Regions from separate parts of the Homo sapiens genome. Here region 2 is linked to region 1. Evidence: chromatin loops called from intact Hi-C (ENCODE). Cell type or tissue: mammary epithelial cell. All regions are shown on one strand.

Evidence for each region. Peaks named below come from ENCODE experiments on the same cell type or tissue, not always from the same donor. Only the 100,000 strongest peaks of a DNase experiment are listed, where the experiment ranks them.
Region 2: a loop joins it to region 1, with 8 times the contacts of the local background. A loop is called at or near these places in 2 of 110 quality-filtered maps.

What each region holds. Positions count from the first base shown.
Region 1 is chr5:66,806,394-66,808,893 of GRCh38, forward strand. All of the region lies in intron 3 of MAST4 (microtubule associated serine/threonine kinase family member 4), which reads left to right. Among named protein-coding and RNA genes, the nearest start is that of MAST4-AS1, 200 kb to the right of the region's middle. In mammary epithelial cell, a CTCF peak has its summit at 1,515 (motif pointing right); a DNase peak (open chromatin) is centred at 1,548.
Region 2 is chr5:68,271,417-68,273,916 of GRCh38, forward strand. PIK3R1 (phosphoinositide-3-kinase regulatory subunit 1) reads left to right here. Exons shown (of 16, transcript NM_181523.3): 3 at 1,974-2,066. Among named protein-coding and RNA genes, the nearest start is that of PIK3R1, 57 kb to the left of the region's middle. In mammary epithelial cell, a CTCF peak has its summit at 1,075 (motif pointing left); no DNase peak of the experiment used is centred here; H3K27ac peaks cover 514 bases.

The sequences.
Region 1 (2,500 bases):
TAACCTGTCCCACAGGCTGTGGAATGTCACACACTTGCATCTAAATTATGGGCATCATCTGTGCCCCGTCTGTGCTGAAAGCTCTTCATTAAGAGGGAAAGACTGGGAATCCTACACCAGGGCAAATAAAATCATGTTGTTGATCAGGTAGAACTTAATTTAGCTTCCTCTCTCAGGATCATAGACCCACTTGATCAGTTGGGAAATGTAGGATTAGATAACTTCTGCATTCTTTATTGAATATTTTCTATCATAAGTTGAAAAATTCCTAGACAATTTTTAAAAATGTTCTTAAACTGGAGAAAAATCATGCATAATATACAACCATTCTTAACATCTTTAAGCATACATTTTCTTTTTGTGCATCCTAGTAACATGTGATAGAAAATGTGTACTTTTTTATTACATCTCCTGTTTTCCCCAAGATGCCAGTCTTGGGCTCAATTTCATATCTCCTTGGTTTTCTTGCCTGTGTGATTCTAATTTCTTCCTTTGGCTTTCTCTCTAACCCCATTTTCCTTTCCTGTGGTTCATAATCTGGCAGTGGAACTCTGAGGGCTTCAATGTGGTAGCAGGTACTAACCCTTTGTCCTGGGTACCATGTCTCACATCACTCTTATCTACATTAAATTTTTAAAAAGCTTTTAATTTTTGTGGGTACATAATAGGTGCATATAGTCATGGGTACATGAGATGTTTTGATACAGACATGCAATGTGTAATAATCACATCATGGAGAAAGAGTATCCATCCCCTCAAGCATTTATCCTTCATGTTAAAAATCCAATTACACTCTTTTAGTTACTTAAAAATGTACAATTGGCCGGGTGCGGTGGCTCACGCCTGTAATCCCAGCACTTTGGGAGGCCGAGGCGGGTGGATCATGAGGTCAGGAGATCGAGACCATCCTGGCTAACAAGGTGAAACCCCGTCTCTACTAAAAATACAAAAAATTAGCCGGGCGCGGTGGCGGGCGCCTTTAGTCCCAGCTACTCGGGAGGCTGAGGCAGGAGAATGGCGTGAACCCGGGAAGCGGAGCTTGCAGTGAGCTGAGATTGCGCCACTGCAGTCCGCAGTCCGGCCTGGGCGACAGAGCGAGACTCCGTCTCAAAAAAAAAAAAAAATGTACAATTAAATTATTACGGACTGTAGTCACCCTGTTGTGCTTTCATATAGTAGGTCTTATTCATTCTTTCTATTTTTATGTGTATCCATTAACTGTTCCCACATTTGATCTCTTCCCACTCATTCCTCTAATTCTCTGTGCCCCACTTTCCCTGCATAGAGGAATTTGCATTCTCATACTCATGGGAACCGTAGGGCTAAAGGCATCCTGTCTGTTGGGCATTTCCTCCTCGCCCTCTCCCTAAACTGGATGAGGACCTGGTTCCAGAAAGAATGGGTCCCTCAGGCAGCTGCTTCCCTAAGACTGTGCCGTCTTCCACTTCCACTCCCATCAGTGCTTTTGTGTTGGCTGCATTGATATCAAAGCCGATATTCCTGGATATCTCTAGATGGCAGCATCCACCTCCCTCTGCCTTGAGGCTATGATGGAAAAGAACAGTTGACTCACTCCAAGGATAATGTTTACTGTGCCACCCTGGTCTTCACTGCACATGTTTTTCCTTGCCCTTTCTTCTATTACTACATGTGTTTGAAACTCTGCAGACAGTCTTGAGGTGGAATGTCCAATGCACTCTTTTCCCAGCTTCCGTGTCACAGTCTTCAGCTCGCCAAGTGGGAGACATGAATCTAATCATTCTGTCGTGTTCAGTCCAGCGGAATTTTGTGGGAAGAGCATTGCTTTACACCGCAGCCTGAGGTTGTTAGGTAGTTTTTTACAGGACTGCTCAGGGGGACTCGTGGATAGTGCTGCTGTCTCATGAAGGAGGTGAAGTGTTAAATGGCAGGTCCCATTCTTGTAGGCATGCCCTGTGCAGGCTGGGCAGCCCCTCTGGCTTGCGAAGCTCTGTTCTGGTTTTCTAAACAACTCAGTTTAACATTCATGTCAAATAGCCCCTATTAACTAAATTAGGTTTTTTTTTGGTTCAGAATACTTTATATTTAAAGATAATGCAGAGGTCAAATCAAGCAAGAAGAATGTTCTGTTTTTAAAAGTAGTATTGTGTGCGAATTTTAGGCTAATTATACTTTTTGTTAACCTACCTGTTCTCCCATGAAACTTTGGACTCCTTGAAGCCCAGCCAGTGTCGTGTCTCTGTGTCCTCTCCCATTGCCAGATCAGGGCCAGGGCACAAGAGAGTGCTTCAGAAACATCACTTGCGTTCACAGCATCCTTTTGCCCTGCATTTGGTAGTGCCTGATCCCGTAGCCCAGACATTTATCTCAGAATATTTAAACACACATTTTCTCTGCCTTACCTTCTGTGTTCTGGTGGAATCGTGTTCAGGTGATTTAAACAAAATCTGGAGCAGCTCAGGAGGCACCTGTGTTCTACTGGAGGCGGTGCATGTGTCCCAGACCAGCCTTTTCCCTGCCT
Region 2 (2,500 bases), 1.5 Mb after region 1:
GCCTTGTCTTCAGGGATAGCTTTAGAGTGGGATCTCTAACACAAAGCTGACTCGGGAATCTTTCATCTGCCATTGACAAAATTTGCCCTTGTGCAGGCAAGTAAGACTATACTCTCTAATTTTATGGGCACTAGCCACCTATGGTTGTTTCCATTTAAATCAGTTAAAATAAAAAATTCAGTTCTTCACTGGGAATGGCTGCATTTTACTCAATAACCGCTGTGGCTAGTCATTGCTTTATCAGAGAGCACAGCTGTAGAACATTTCCATCATCACAGAAAGCTCTAATAGTGCTACTGTAGGATTTTCCCTCATAATATAGCTCTTCTCTTTTTATCCTGGGTAGTTGCAATGGCTAATAGAATTAGGTGGAAAGATCATGCATCCATCTATGTACTGCACATTGCATACTGAAATCTGAAAGAATGTTTTTGCAAAATGACTTAATCATACTTCTCTGAGATCAAAATTTAATAACATTACTTTCATAACGTGAATTTGTTCTATGTTGACTTTTAGTACTTGAAATACAGGCTTAATTAAAAATTTGTTGGCCAGGTGCAGTGGCTCACACCTGTAATCCCAGCATTTTGAGAGATTGAGGTGGGTGGATTGCTTGAGTCCATGAGTTCGAGACCAGCCTGGGCAATATGGCAAAACCCCGTCTCTACTAAAAATATACAAAAAATTAGCTGGGAGTGATGCTGTGCACTGTAGTCGCAGCTACTCAGGAGGCTGGGGGGGGAGGATCACATGAACTCAGGAAGTTGAGGCTGCAGCGAGCCATGATCACGCCACTACACTCCAGCCTGGGTGACAGAGCGAGACCCTGTCTCAAAAAAAAAAAAAAAAAAGAAAAAGGAAATTTGTTTACCATAGTATATGGCTTCTAATAAAGAGCTATACTGGTAAAATCTCACAGAAACAAAATTGCAAATATTTAGTCTTTCTCAGATTATATAAATTATTCCTAGAAAAGACTGCAAGCAATGAGGCTAATAAACAGGTTGTACTTATATTTTCATAATGACTTTAATTTACCTTTATTTTGCAGTTTCACAAATTTAAGATGAATATATTTAGCTCCCTCTTCTGGCATAATTTGAGAATTTTTTTGCTTACAATGGTCTTATTTATTTTTTTTGGACTGAGAATAAGGTTATCAATGTAATGTTGAAGAATGTTATTTATGAGTGTCATCCAGTTAGATTTTTTGGTATCATTGTAAATGGTTAAAACGCATGCAAAAAGTTTACGAAAACACCACATTTTAAAAACTACTAATTGACCAAAAAATACATAAACAAAGGCTTTGACAAAGTTATACAGAAATTTATTTTGATATCAAGTGGGCAGTGATCATTCATATTGGCTTCTGGATCTGAGACTCAGCCCATACCTGGCATTTGTGAGGCTTGGGGCAAGAATGCAAAAAGAGGCCCAAGTACCCTGTGCCTAAGTATTTTTGTTATAAATCATGTCAACTGTTCAATAAAATCTGTCCCATCCTTTCTAGGCAGTTATTTCTTCCTAATGACCAGGAGGAGAGATCTGAATTCAGGTTCTTGGGCTCCTGAGAGTTCTGCCCTAGAGTGTGGTATTATGGGGAGAGCTGGATCCTGGTTCATCCCTGGCTTCTCCCTGCACATCCAAACTCCCATCCATCCTGCCACTCCCCCCACCTTTGGGGCCCAGGGGTGTACCTAGACAGGGGGGTTTGTCCTGGGGAGGGTGGACCTGGGGGAAAGGCCATAAGAGGCCATTTAGCAGGAAATCCTGGAGCATTACTCTGAGTAGACCCTAGGTGAGAAGCAGTGGGCATATCACTTTGGCCTGGAAAGTGCAAAAGCCCAGAGCAGGGGTTCTTCTTGCTCGGGCCTGATGTAATTAAATTATTTTGTACGTCCTTCATTGTGGTCTAATGCATTCAACTATCCAAATTAAATACAATGGTGGGATTTTGTTGTTTGCAGCTTTGACTCTCCCGGATCTTGCAGAGCAGTTTGCCCCTCCTGACATTGCCCCGCCTCTTCTTATCAAGCTCGTGGAAGCCATTGAAAAGAAAGGTAACCAGACTGCTAGAGGGCATCAGTTCCTTTGTTCTACCCTTATTTCATGGCTCTTATTATTTGTCTCTTGTGCATTCATTAAGTAAATTTCCTACTACCAGCTATGTCCAGATACTCTGCTGGACACTCAAACTGTTTGGGGCTAAGTACTGGGAAAAATGTCTCAGTCTATAATTTCTAACTCTAGATTATCATGTAGTTTCCATATGGAAACTATTAAATTCTTCATAATTTAATAAATATGATTAACTTTCTTCTTAGAGGCCAGATGGTTTTGCCAAAATTATCAACATGCCAGGTAAGATTAATAGTAGGAGTTGACTTCCAAGAATATTTGGTACACATCTAGAACAGATACTGGATGGAAACTGGAATGTCTCTGGCAGCAGCCTCACAGGTTCTCCAGAGAGCTGTGTTTTGCATACATGGTC